Regions from separate parts of the Homo sapiens genome. Here regions 1 and 3 are each linked to region 2. A link is a contact called in ENCODE Hi-C or POLR2A ChIA-PET data. All regions are on one chromosome and are shown on one strand. Each heading gives the region's core, a stretch centred on a gene start or an enhancer-like site at or near the end of the contact. The rest is flanking DNA. Distances are from core to core; before and after follow the strand shown.

Region 1 (4,592 bases), core at 668-3,167, 2.2 Mb after region 2:
TAAATGACCTGAGAGCTTCCCAGTTTTGAGTGTAGCCTGAGAAATATCTGTGGCAGATGAGGTCAGAGATGGCAACAGGGATGAGATCACCAATGGCCCTGTAGCCACCTCAAAGAATTTTAGACTTTATCCTACGTGTTAATCAGATCTTTTTAAGAGTCTTAAACAGGGAAAAAACATGATTTTCTTTCTTGAAAGACCATTCAAGCTGTAGTGGATTTGGAGAGGGCAATTTCGGTGGCAGGGAGACCAAGAGGAGTCTACCGCAGTGTCTCTAGGAGAGATGACAGTAGCCTGAACCAGAGTAAGAACTGACAGGGAACAACAGTTTTAAAAATCTAATTGGGGCTGGGTGCAGTGGCTCACGGCTGTAATCCCAGCACTTTGGGAGGTTAAGGCAGGCAGATCACTTGAGCCTAGGAGTTCGAGACCAGCCCGGGCCAACAAGATGAAACCTCATCTCTACTAAAAATACAAAAATTAGCCGGGCGTGGTGGTGGGGACCTGTAGTCCCAGCTACTGGGGAGGCTGAGGTGGGAGGATCCTTGAGCCCAGAGAGGTCGAGGCTGCAGTGAACAATGATTGCACCACTGCCCTCCAGCCTAGGTAATAGAGTGAGAATCTGTCTCACAAACAAACACATCTAATTTAACATGGGGACTCCAGAGACAGAGGAAAGAGTAATGGATCATTTCCAGGTTTCTGGCTTGAGCACTTGGGTGGCTAGTGTTGGCACTCTCCTAGAAAACACTGGAGAAAAAGACATTCAATTTTTGGATATGTTGAATTTTGAGGTTAATAGAATCTTGAAAATTAAAGCTTCCTGATTTTGTTAATCCGTTTTCTGACACCCTTTAGCAATTCTTCAATGCAATGCTTTTCACATTATTATATGCATAAGAATCACCAGGGGTGTGGAGATGGGGATGTGAAAATGCAGGTTCCTAGGCAAACAAGCCAAGATTCTGGATACCAACTGGGTCCCAGGACTCAAAACAATCAGCCTGAGTAATTCTGATGGAGGGAGTCTCCTGACGACACTAAAAAAACAACAAAAACGACCCCTCTGCCGGGCATGGTGTCCTGTAATACCAGCACTTTGGGAGGCTGAGTCGGGAGGATCGCTTGGGCCCAGGAGTTCGAGACCAGCCTAGGCAACATAGGGTGACCACCCACCCCCGTTTCTAAAAGTAAAAAAAGACCCCTCGTGTGTCTCCACCGTTAGGTTGTTTTCCCACTGTCCACCCCTCCCTACTTCTCAGGCACCTGCTTGGGGGCCCCTATTGCTTCGAATAAGCTCCGTGGGAGCCAGGACTTTGTCTTGCTAACAGGTGCATCTTCAGCGCACTCAGAACAATATCTGGCACAGCACGAGACACCTAGAAATGTTCGCCGAACGATCGAATGGCTGAATACATTCATATGTTGCTTTGTACAAAAACTTGCTTTCAAATATCTGGGAAGAGTTAGAGATAGGAAAGCAGAGGTCATTTCAAAGAGAGAGAGTGAGGATACCACCGGGAAGGCAGCGCCGAAAAAACCAGAGGGGAACCACTTGCCGATCCCCCAGGCACAGTCTGGAGGTCCCAATTCCCGCGGTAGGGGGGCGAGAGATGCCACTCGTCTGATCAGCAACCATTTTGGGCCCGCTTGCGCCGCTTCTCCGGGGCGTCCGCGTTGTGCTCATCCAGTTGCTTTTGAGGTTCCGGCCCCCTCCAAACCTCTGAAGCGCTCCGTGCACGCGACGCGGCGGCGGGGTAAGCTGGAGCCCTCGCCGCGAGCCCTCTCCGCTGCCTGCCCGCAGCACAGCCGCGCCGACCTCCTCATCATGGCGGCGGCCGGGCGGGGAAGCCGGGCCGTGCGTCGCGTGCGTGCCCTCTCCCTCCCCTCCCCCTCCTCGGCGGCGGCGGCGGCGGCAGAAGCGGCAGCGCTCGCCATTGCCGCTGGTGGCAGGAGGCTGCGAGGAGCCGGCGCGGTCGCAGTCTCCACGGCGCAGGCCCACGGTAGCGCAGCCGCTCTGAGGTGAGTGCCCTACCGCGCAATCTCCAGCTATTTCAGCCCCGGCGCAGCCGCAACACGCCGCCCGCCCGCCGGCCGGCCGGCCCGCCCCGCAGCCGGCACCCTGCCGCCCCCGGCTCTGGGCCTGGGCCCCCGCCGGATTCGGCCCGCCTCGGGCGGGGGGCCCCGGCCCGGCCCAGCCAAACCGCCACCCCGAGGATGCGCAGGCCGCACTAGGCCCCAGGCGTCCTGGCGGGCTCGGGAGGGAGGCGCTGCCCTCCCGAGAGCCCCAGGGTTCCGGCCTCCTCCGCCGCCTGGGGCTCTCGGGGCCGCGGCCTTCTCCCCGCCGTGGAACCCGGGGCCCGGCCTTCCCGCAGCTCGGGAGCGGGAGGCGCGGGAGAGTGCGCCGGGCCCGGGAGCGGGAGGTGGGCGGGCTGCGCGGGACCGGAGCCGCGGCTCTCGGCTCGCCCCCTCGGCCCTTCCCGGCTCTCGTACGCGGGCGGGCGGGCGGGCGGCGCGGTGGGGCCGGGCTGGGGCGCGGGAGCCGCTGTCTCCTGCGGGAGAGGAGGCTGGCTCTTTGGGCGACCTCCGAAGCTTCCCTCCTGCCGGGGTGGCGTGGGCTTGTTACCCAGGTAGACTGGGGGACGCTGGAATATGGCGCGTTGCCCACCTTCTTGCAAGTTAGGAGGTGGCCGGGGCGGCAGTTCGAGGAGGAGGGCGCAAAGTCCTTTTGTACGCAGAAATAAGGAGCGACATTGTGTTTTCTTCCCCAGCTGAGATGTGCCCGCGGAGGGGCCGCGGTTCTTCCTGTGCCTGGGGTGGTGGTCCCCTGGGTGAGGGAGAGGGGGAGTGGCACGCCCCTCCGAAGGAACAGAACCTTTTGCCACTGGAAAGACAGGGGCTCTGAGATGGCCGTGTGCATGGTATTTTCCCATATCCCCAGACCTTTTCGGGTTTGTCATTGAATGTTGTGCACTCCATCGTGCAATGATGTCTGCTGCCTCTCTCACCTGTTGTGTCGTGGCTGCTGGTCCCAAAGTTTCTGCAGTGTATTTGGCTGTGCCCACCAGAACTTGAAGTTGTTTAAAAATCTTAATACTTGGGGGGCTTCCAGTGATATCTGCTCCAACCAGTTGGAGGAGCTGTTGCCTGCTCTCCATTCTTCTTAAGCATTAGATTAGAATATATTAATTGCTTATTTTAGAGCTGGTGTCAATCGTGCTGATTTCTTTATGTGGTCAGAGCAAAATTCACATTTTTTTAAGTGTTCAGAGACTGCGTATTGAGAGACGCATAAGGAGAAAGGTAGTGTGAGTGAGCCTGTCAGCTTGGGCAGTGTTGGGCAGAGCTTTTGTCCCGGGACATCATCTGTGCTCACAGTGATCCTTTTTCCCATTCCATCTCAGCCTAGCCTTTTAAAAAATTATTTTTCCTTTGGGCTTGACCAGTAAGTAATTGGGAAAGGGGGGTGCTGGAGTCTTGGAGATGCTGTTTGTGTGTGTGTGTGTGTTTGATTCATTAGTATCCCGACTCCCTAAAATTGTATTTGACAGTTCTTGACAGGTTACCCCGTAAGACAGTGAAAATATGACTAGTTCTCTCCGTGCATCTGAGTGTAATTTCCTTATTTTATGAGTCCGAAAGCAGACATAATTATCACATGCAATGTAGAATATTTATTCTTAACTTGGATCCTAAATTGTGGGCAGAATTTTTTTGTGTCAAGGGGTTTTTTTTTCTTTTGATAGGACTTAGTGGCTTTCAACAGGGCCCATGACCAAAAAAAACAATAATCAGATTAAGAAAACTCTTTACGGCCGGGTGCGGTGGCTCACACCTGTAATCCCAGCACTTTGGGAGGCCGAGGCGGGGTGGATCACCTGAGGTCAGGAGTTCGAGACCAGCCTGGCCAACATGGTGAAAGCCCATCTCTGTTAAAAATACAAAAATTAGCTGGGCGTGGTGGCAGGCGCCAGTAATCCCAGCTGCTGGGAGGGGCGGGGGCGGGGGCTGCCGAGGCAAGAGAATCGCTTGAACCTGGGAGGCAGAAGTTGCAGTGAGCCGAGATGGAGATCGCGCCATTGCACTCCAGCCCGGGGGACAAGAGCGAGACTTCATCTAAAAAAACAAAAACAAAAACTCTACTTAATCTTTTGGCCCATCCTTATTTGAAGTCCTTTAATTTCCTCACACAGCCTCAAACTCGACATATAGGAGGGAAAATGACTTTTTGCTTAGTAGTCAGTGGTCATAGTCTCCTGTAACAAAGAAAAGTTCTTATCCCCAAGTCGGCAATTTTTGTGGAAATAGTTCTCTTTTTCTTTTTCTTTTCTTAGACGGAGTCTCACTCTGTCACCCAGGCTGGAGTGCAGTGGTGCGATCTCGGCTCACTGCAACATCTGCCTCCTGGGTTCAAGCGATTCTTCGGCCTCAGCCTCCCGAGTAGCTGGGATTACAGGCGTGGGCCACCATGCCCGGCTAATTTTTGTATTTTTAGTAGAGACGGGGTTTTGGCGTGTTGGCCAGGCTGGTCTCGAACTTCTGACCTAAGGTGATCTGCTGGGCTTGGCCTCCGAAAGTGCTGGGATTACAGG
Region 2 (4,696 bases), core at 1,399-3,898:
CTCTCAATAGATGTTCAATAACAATTTGTTAAAGAAATGAATGATCAATAAATTTCTTCCTAAATAAGATGGTTTCATTAACTAATTCAACTTCAATGATTAAAAGTGTTCTCAGAAAAAAAAAACTAGACTAAAAGGTCAGTGGAACATGAGTTTAAATGGCACTCACATCTGTATAGTTCAAAACTAGCAAACTCCATTCAACATCAGTAAAACATAAGTGATATATCTGCAGTTCAAATACACAAAATATGCAGTGTGAAAGGATCCTGAAAGTTAAACAGGTCAAGAGCAGTTCAATAGAAACTGGATCCCATCCAAGGATTGCCTGTTTTATTAGTACAGGTAAGTTATTACTGATCTCAGCAAAGTACAGTAGAGATAGGGTTGTAGTACGAATTTTATCCTCATCTGTAGCAAAGTTTTCTTAAAATGGAAGCTCTTCCCTTCTACTGATAACATTTTTTTCCATTAATCAGAAAATTACCTAAAATGAACTCTACTGTGATAAAATCCAAGTACATAAGTGCAGTTAAAATACTCCAACAAAAAGCAAGCAAATGTATTAAAAATCTAATAACTTTTAGGTCAAAAATAATGATAAACATCCGCCTTTAAACTAGAATAGCCTAGCCTTTATTTGATTTAGTGATGGTATGCATTCAATGATTCCCTTTTAAGTTATACCTTTTAATGATTGTCACAAAGCATATCAAAGTTCTAAGTAGAACTGTCAACAGTATATCAAGTTTATCAAATTAAAGTTTGCTAGTATTCTTCATGAGACTCCGAAAAACTTTTTCATATGATAAATTCAACTAAAGCAAGTTTCATTCCATAAAATACCCTGGAAATAATTATGTATTCTACCTAAATAAAAAAAGAGATTTCTCTTTTATTTCGCAATATAATATGTTCTGCCCAAGATATTTTTTTAAAGGTTGCGCTTAGCAAAACCTGATTCTCCCAATGAGTTCAACAAACTTTTAAAACCCAAACTAAACTCACTTTTAGACTTTCAGAACTACTTGCTGATTAAAATGCCTAAGAAACTTTTAATTTTTAAAGTTTCAGTGAAACAATTTCACGACAACAAATCTAGTATTCTATGTTTTCCTTTCTCTTCAATTTTAAACATTTACAGACCATAGGAGTATATTAACTGCAGGATGCCTTGAAAAAGAAAGAAAAAAGACTGAGCGACTGATCTTGTGGAAATGATTTAAGGTGACACTTGCAGTACTTTTTTTTAAGGGATCAAGCAGGGGAGACCTCTTGTTTGTACAAGCTTTTAGCTTCATAACTGGCTTATGCTAGGGAATATCATAGCCTGCTTAAGAATGACTACTGGGGCAGGAGGAAAAAAAGCTAGAAAAAAAGAGAAGGCAGAGTGGCTCTGATGGAGGGCAAAGCAACTGCGGACGAAGAGGGGTCTACCTGGTTCACAGCATCCGTGATGATGGTGGTCAGTCTGACAGTATTTGTCCCTTAAAGGCATTTTCAGTGGACTCGACCTACTTTGCTTTCACTGTAAGAAGCTCTTCATTGCGGCGTGGCTGTTGAAAGAAGCACAAACCCGTCACTCGCCCTGAACTTCCTGGGGGGCACTGGCTGCATTTTCCAGATACGTTCCCATCATCAGCTCTCCGCTTTCCCTCCACGGACCCGCACCTCCCTCTCGAAAAGAAAACAGAAAGACGCACAAACCCTCCTGCAGCCCAAACTCCCCACACAGGTTCATCGCCCTACCCGGAAACGCAGCCTCGGGTGCGCAGCGCAGGGCGAAGGCCTGGCCGGCAGCGCGGGCGGCTGCGGCCTCGCCGTCCCGGGCGGGCGCGCGGAAACGGAGCGCAGAGCGCGGCGGGCACCGCCGGGCTCCGGGACTACGGAGGTGCCGCTCCCGCCGGCTGCTGGCCCACGCCGCGCCCTCCCGCTACGCACGTGCGTTGGGGTCTCCCTGGCGGAGACCCCGTCCCCACAACCAAGTGCGCCCAACTTACTCAACTCTTAGGGCGGGCCGGCGGGCGGGCGGAAGGAAGGAAGGCAGGCCGGGCGGCCGCGGGGACAGCCTGGCGTGGGAGGCGGCTGCGGGCCCCACCTGGCGCAGCCTCCGCTGACCACGCGGGGGAACCCGGACTCGGGCCCGACGCGCTCCCAAAGAGTCCCCGCCGGCGCTGACGCGGAAGCGCCACAGCTCACCACGTCCCTCCGCGGGCCGAGACGACTGCGGCGGCGGCTCACGGCGTCCTCCGCGCTGTGTGGCTAGGCGGGAGGCGCGCGGGCGGAGGCAGTTGACAGGAGGAACCGCCCGGCAGCAGCTGCCGCCGCCACCACCGAAGGAGCCGGAACCGGAGCGGGCAGGACCTGAGGCTTCCCTCGCCGGGGCAACGGCTGCCGCCGCAACCCGGGTCCCACCAGCGCCGCTCCACCTGCAACGGTCCCTCAGGCTTTAGGAGAGGGGCGGAGAAAAATGGGGGTCTCCCCCAACCTTGGGCCTTTTCGGTGGTAGTTGTTGTTTCAGGAAACTTTATTAAGTCAGCCTCTCTTTTACTCTGTCGCCCCCTCCTCCGGAGAGCCCGAGCTACCGCCGCGGAGCGCGTAGGAAGGGGGAAGCAGAGACTCTCCGGCAGCGACAGGGAGCGACTGACTGACCCCGGACGGAGATGGGGCGAGGGCAGGAAGTGACAAGCTCACCGAGTGGGTGGGGGGAGTGTGGCCGGCACGCCCGGGAGCGCCGCGCGCATGCGCCCGGCCGGCGCCCCCGCCTGTGGGTAGGCGACGCGCTGTGCCCGCCGCGGCCGGTGGGGAGGGGACCGGGGCCGCCGGCGCGAGGGCCGTGTCCGAGGGGAGGGAACCGGGGCGGGGGACACCAGGGCCGCGGCCGGAGTCTCGGGCCGACCGAGAGCCGAAGCCCAAAGTGAGGTGTGAGGCCCGCGATGCGGCGTGCGCGCCCACGGAGACGGGCTGCTCGGCCACCAAACTGTTGCTCTCGCTGTTCTCTGTTCAGTGGAACTGAAACTCGGGGAGGGTTGGGAGAGGACTTAGGAAGCGGTGGGCAGATGTATGAGCCATAAGTAGTGATGATCCCCAAAAGGCTGTCAGTGCATTGCTAAATGGCAAAAGTTGAACATTTTTTTCCTGCCAACAATTTTCGAAGCATGCCTCCCGGAACTTGGGGATTCTTTTATCAGGCCCAAGGGAGGGAAAGCATCTATTGGTAGCAGATGGGTATTTATCCTGGCAGCTCCGCTTCTCAAACTTGAAAGTGGAGTTGGGTCACGTGGGCTCACGCACTTTCCCTCCTCTTCTGCGCCCCGATCCTGCTTGGAAAATCCTCGAAGATCCCAGTCATCTGTCAAATTCTGCCAACCAAGGGCCGCTTCTTGGGGGCGAGAGAGCCGCCTCCGTTGTTTCCTCCCAGCTCCTGGAACGTAATTCTTGCTCTTGGTGACATCAAGCAAATATGTGTCCACCGCCCGTCAGGAAATTTTAAGAGAATAAAGCCCATTCGCCTTGTCTCCGATCCTCCCCAAGATCCACTGAAAACCTTTCCAGTTGGTCCAACTTAAGCTGCCATTGTGCGGGGTCCTGAAAAAACTGAAGTTCAGTAGATAGACTTTGTTTAGAAGAGAAAAAGTTCAGTTTTCAAAATCCAAAGGAAAGTTTGTAAATTGATACATTTGTTACTTTAAAAATGTTGGGCCAGGCGCAGTGGCTGGTGTTTGTAATCCCAGCACTTCGGGAGGTCAAAGCGGGAGGATCGCTTAAGCCCAGGAGTTAGAGACCAGCCTGGCAACATGGCAAAACGCCCTCTCAACCAAATAAAAAAAAATTAGCCGGGCAGGATGGCGCGTGCCTGTGGTCCCAGCTACGGGAGAGGCGGGGGCGGGGGGCGGGATGGCTTGGGTCCAGGAGGTGAAGCGTTTGCATTAGGTCTCCGGGGATTGCAGCAGCTTGATTCTAGGGGATGACAAGAAAGGGATAGAAACGTGATCTTTAACTAGTCACATAAGTGGTATGATCATATATATCTGTCCCATAGTTAAGAGGCATCACCCAACGTGAAACTAAAATATGAAATGCCACAGTTTATAAATTAATGTAAAATAAGTTATGATACTTCTGTGATAGTGTTTGTTATGCAGCCAATAAAAATCACATTTTATATAAAATTTAGTTGTATGGAATATGCTTAAGCAACAAAAAAGAAGTATTTTGAAATGTGATATTTTAACAGTGGGCTGTAACAGTGCAATTATGAATGATTTTTATTTTATTCTTTTGTATACTTTGCAAAATTTGTAAATTAAGTATATAAAACTTTAATAAGCAGAAAAATTTTGAAACGCAGTAAGAAGGCTGTAATAATATGAAAATGGTATACACTAATAAAGCTCAATGTCACTCCAAAAAATGCAGTGAAAAAAGACTGAAAGAAACATGCAAATATCTACACTGGAGACCTCTGCGTGGTAAAATGTGAGGTAAAATATTTTCTGCATTTTCAGAGGATCTTTTCCTACTTTTATGTAATAAACATATTTATCATAGGCTTAAAAATGAATATGCAAGTCTAAATTGTTCTAACCCTGAAAAAGCTTTGCTTCAGATATATCAGTTGTTTGCTGACCAGGTGTGAGTAAAAAAAAAAAAAAAAAAAAAAAAAAAAAAACACACAAAAGTATGTTTTGTGAGC
Region 3 (4,750 bases), core at 1,546-4,045, 2.7 Mb after region 2:
ATTGGGGATTAAGTTTCCAACACATGAACTGTGGGGGACACATTCGAATCATAGCAGTTACCCATATAGCTACTGAGCCAAATCTTGGGACTACTAAAACTTTTTATGTTATGTTATGTTATTTTATTTTATTTTATTTTTATTTATTTATTTTTTTTGAGACGAGTCTCGCTCTGTTGCCCAGGCCGGAGTGCCGCGGCGCTATCTTGGCTCACTGCAACCTCCGCCTTCCAGGTTCAAGCGATTCCCCTGCCTCAGCCTCCAGAGTAGCTGGGATTGCAGGCGCGGGCCGCCACGCCAGACTAATTTTTTTTTTTTAAATATTTTTAGTAGAGACGGGGTTTCACCGTGTTAGCCAGGATGGTCTCCCTCTCCTGACCTCGTGATCCGCCCCCCTCGGCCTCCCAAAGTGCTGGGATTACAGGCGTAAGCCCCCGCACCCGGCCATTGTATGTATGTATGTATGTATGTATGTATGTATGTATGTATGTATGTATGTATTTTTGAGACGGAGTCTTGCTTTGTCGCCCAGGCTGGAGTGAAAATGGCACGATCTCGGCTTACTGCAACCTCTGCCTCCCGGGTTCAAGCAATTCTCGTGCCTCAGCCTCCCGAGTAGCTGGGATTACAGGCACCCACCACCACGCCTGGCTAATTTTTTTGAATTTTTCGTAGAGACCGGGTTTCACCATGTTGGCCAGGCGGTCTTGAACCCCTGACCTCAGGTGATCCACCCACCTCGGCCTCCCAAAGGGTTGGGATTACAGAAAGTGTTAGGATTACAGACATGAGCCATCGCGCCCAACCAAAACTTTATATGTTATTTTCTTATTTCATCTCTCCCAGTTGATTAATTAAAAAGTGTTACTTAAGAATCTACTTTGGCTGGGCGTGGTGCTCATGCCTATAACCCAATGCTTTAGAAGGCCAAGGCAGGAGGATGGCTTGAGGCCAGGAGTTCTAGACTAGCCGGAGCAACAAGGCAAAACCACCCCCTCATCCCCACACACTGCCCTATCTCTACAAATTTGCTTTGCAAATTGGGAAAACAGCATTTCATAGGATTTCTGTGAGGATTAGACAGGTTAAACATGTAAAATGTGTAAGACTGCATTTTGCCTATATACATAAAAAACTGGCCAGACGCAGCAGCTCACACCTGTAATCCCATCACTTTGGGAGGCCAAGGCAGGTGGATTACCTGAGATGGGGAGTTGGAGACCAGCCTGACCAACATGGTGAAAACCCATCTCTACTAAAAATATAATTAGCAGAGCGTGGTGGCACATGCCTGTAATCCCAGCTACTTGGGAGGCTGAGGCAGGAGAATTGTTTGAACCTGGGAGGCAGAGGTTGCAGTGAACCGAGATCATGCCTCTGCACTCCAGTCTCGGCGACAGAGTAAGACTCCGTCTCAAAAAAAAAAAAAAACAGTTAACATATATTAATTTTGGTTTTTATATTTTAGAACCATAGGCTTTTTTTTTTTTCAAGTCTCAAACATTTTCATAAGCAGCGTGCTATGGTGCTAGTGACTAAAACATTTCTGCCTACAGGGACTGGAAGTAGGAAAACAAGGAGGCAGTGCCAGTGGCGACCAGAAATTTGCACACCAGGTACAAAGGGTATTTGTCCTCAGCTCCAGCAGAGTTTCTTTTTTTTCTCTGCAACCATGTAAGGTTCTTCTAATGCAAAAGAAAAAAAAATCTGTCACATCTAAGGACCTTGAAAAGTTTTGTTTCCCTTGAGGAATTTGATATGCTTTTTCCTTATCATTCAGAAACATCAGTGTATAGTATGTTTTCCCAGTCTGCATTGCGCCCAGTAAGTTTCAAGCCAAAATTTCTGTTTAATTTTGGAACAATAGAAACTCCTGATCGGCACATTAAAAATTTTCTTTGATCTTGATCTTCCATACCCGTTGCTGCCTTTTATTTAATTTTACATTTCCTCTTGATTATATATCTTCCAAGCTGATTAAAATTTTCTACTAGCCAAAAGGAGTTTGAGCGAACAAAAATATTTACAGAGCCATCAGCCATCTATGAGAATACCTTTTTCTTGGCATTCCACACACTGCCAGGTGTTATTTGAAAAGTCTTTACTGATGTAATAAACCAGAAATGGTTTCTCATTGGGGTTTTATTTTGTATTTCTAAGATTACAGGTGAGAGTGAACATTTTCCCATATTTGTTAACCAGGTTTAAAACTGTTTGATTGGGACGTGGCTTATACAGGGACAAATGCAGCTAAGCCGACTGAAAGACAAATGAAACCCAGGAATATCTGGTTCTTACATTTTAGCTTTGACTCCGCCCCTGGGTCCCCTCACCTACCCGGACCCCAAGCAAGCCCTTTGTGTGTGTCAACCATCAGTGAATGGGATCTCAATCTGAAAAGCTGGCAGAATACCGTCTTGCCCCCAAATATGTGTATTATGCGTATATCCAGTGTCTGATTGCAATGTTTATGGGAAAAAGTTCCTGAATCCTAACCAAGACTGAGGCACTGGCCGTCCCCGGGAGTCTTTCCGCAGGCGCGGCCTCTGACACTCGGTCTTCGATTGGCCCGCCTGGCCCCGCAGGAGTCGGGGTGACGCCGGCCAGCCCAGAGCGGACGATGAGAGCTAGGAGTGGCTGCTTCTGCCTTTCTCTCCCCCTACTTTTTTTTTTTTAGCCATAGCTATGGTTACCACGTTTCTCTCCGCCTCCCGCCACCTACCAAGAAAACGACTGACCATTGGCTGCCTTTCACCAAGGCGGTAAGTCATTGGTCTCTGGTGGGACCGGGCGCTGCCCCCTTCCCCTGTCTCCTGGGTCTCTGGAGGAGCCCAGGAAGGAGGCTCCGCTGGTTCCGCTGGGTCAGGCGCTGACGGGACCGGGCTGCGGCAATCGTTAGCGGGTCATGTCGGCCGCCCAGGGCTGGGACAGGAACCGCCGGAGGGGAGGAGGCGCCGCCGGCGCTGGTGGCGGAGGTAGCGGGGCCGGCGGGGGCAGTGGGGGCAGCGGGGGTCGGGGGACTGGCCAGCTCAACCGCTTCGTGCAACTCTCCGGGCGGCCGCACCTGCCAGGTGAGTCGTGGGACAGGGTCCTGACCGCTTGCGGGCGGGAAGGTGACTGCTACCTTTTCTTTTTCTCCCTGGCTTGCTTTTCCTTGGGAGGAGGAAAGGCAGGCCCCACGCATAGCAGAGGGACTGGGGATCAGAGAAAAGGGAAGGTGTCTTTGAGGTCAGGGAGGGAACAGGAGCACAGCGAAGAAAAGTATCTGTGCTCTGTTGAAAGCTCTGTGCTGAGAGTTGTGTTTTCTTTTCAAAGGAGAGGCCACTGTCTCATTGACATTTCCAAATGTTTCGGTTACTCGATTCCCAATCTCTTCCCCTTCCGCAGTTTGATCTTGTAAATGAAAGACATTGGCGCCTAGCTGTGGGAAATTATTTCAAAAAGGGTGCCAAGTTAAGGAGAGAAGAAGGAAACGCATTCCAAGGAGTGATTTTGTAAAAACTACACGGGGCGTGTGTGTAAGAGGCATTCTGAAACGGAAGAAAGGGGTGGGGGAGTGTTGGCTGGGGAGTGTATGGGAAAGAGAACCTAGAGGATTAGGGAAAACTAGTTGGATTATTAATATTTTGGAATGTTCAGAGACAGGATAATGGTGTCTAGGTTTTAAGGGGAGAAAGTGAAGATCAAAAATATACTTAGTGACACAATTATGCTGTGTTTACAATATAAAAACAACTGAGAATTGGAAAAATGTACCCAATACAATTATTTGACATTTTGGTCTACAGTGCCCTAGCCTTGAGTTCAGATGCTTTTGAAAACAAAATAAAATCAAGTGGATATGTATGTGTAGACAATTTTAAAGAGGTATGTTTGTAATTGAATATTCAATCTAGTAGAAGGAAGGTAGGGAATTAAATAATGCAGAGAACGTCAAATATCCCACTGGGCAAGCTTATTTTTACTATGAAAAGAACTATCAGGAATGATGTGTTAATTATTCATCGTGTTTTTTGTGAATAATATTGATTATATTAGTGATATATTTGTTTAGCTGATGAGTTTTGAGAACATGATGAATTGGTTTTTATGAATTGTGCTTAAGACTGTACCTTATACTTCTAGTCAAAAATTATTATTTGATTAAATTGAAGATGACAAAGGGAATTTAGCACATTTAATGAGACAATTGCTTATGTTCGTGATGAGGTTGTTGATGTGTGCTAGAAATGTACATTACCCCATTTATATGCATTAAATCGAGGCATTTGTAAGTAGTCATATAATATACCAGAAGTTGGGTTTGAGACGTTAATATCAGACTGGGCATCCTAGAATTGCTAAATATACGATCTTTAACATGAAAAAGAAAAAAGGAGCAATCTTTTTTCTTACTCCCAATTAATAATAAAAACTTAGATTTTTGTGTATTGGCAGCTTAGAAGATGAATCTCTTAGCAAACACTGTCACCAGTTTGCCCTCTACTACCGCAATCTTTAGGTCTTTGATCACGGATTAATTATACCATGGGCTTCAAGTAGGCATTCCTAGGTTCCTAGAACCTGCTTGGTGCACTTCCTCACTTCAACCACGTGATGGCAGTGGAAGCCATGATTTCTGCTAAGGGGCTTCAGTGTAGAGCTATTTCTGCATTCCCTTAGCACACAAGACCAAGAACAGCCATTTATCCGGAGGTAAAGATAAACGTGTCTAAACTGTGAAAATTTGTAAAGCGGGGTCATCAGTCTC

The links. A loop is a pair of places that touch in the nucleus more often than their neighbours do. ChIA-PET counts read pairs that join two places held with the same protein, here RNA polymerase II (POLR2A). Pooled maps may share reads with other maps.
Region 1: a loop to region 2 is called in a map of CD8-positive, alpha-beta T cell, with 7 times the contacts of the local background. The contact joins the promoter of NRF1 here to the promoter of ZNF800 in region 2. A Hi-C loop is called at or near these places in 1 of 168 maps with a recorded cell type or tissue (CD8-positive, alpha-beta T cell) and 7 of 50 pooled maps. POLR2A ChIA-PET finds 5 or more read pairs at or near these places in 1 of 52 experiments (naive thymus-derived CD8-positive, alpha-beta T cell).
Region 3: a loop to region 2 is called in a pooled map, with 7 times the contacts of the local background. The contact joins the promoter of KLHDC10 here to the promoter of ZNF800 in region 2. A Hi-C loop is called at or near these places in 5 of 50 pooled maps. POLR2A ChIA-PET finds 5 or more read pairs at or near these places in 2 of 52 experiments (CD4-positive, alpha-beta T cell and activated B cell).

Annotation. Positions count from the first base shown.
Region 1 is chr7:129,609,803-129,614,394 of GRCh38, forward strand. NRF1 (nuclear respiratory factor 1) reads left to right here and starts at 1,918. Exons shown (of 11, transcript NM_005011.5): 1 at 1,918-2,022. RefSeq lists enhancers at 1,336-1,385, 3,066-3,205 and a silencer at 1,776-2,765.
Region 2 is chr7:127,390,060-127,394,755 of GRCh38, forward strand. It overlaps ZNF800 (zinc finger protein 800), which reads right to left and starts at 2,649. Exons shown (of 6, transcript NM_176814.5): 1 at 2,001-2,649; 2 at 1,438-1,556. The coding sequence starts at 1,498. RefSeq lists silencers at 1,809-2,208, 2,609-3,008 and enhancers at 2,104-2,604, 2,449-2,578, 3,319-3,448.
Region 3 is chr7:130,067,739-130,072,488 of GRCh38, forward strand. It overlaps KLHDC10 (kelch domain containing 10), which reads left to right and starts at 2,796. Exons shown (of 10, transcript NM_014997.4): 1 at 2,796-3,071. The coding sequence starts at 2,906. RefSeq lists enhancers at 2,311-2,510, 2,541-2,730 and a silencer at 2,831-3,000.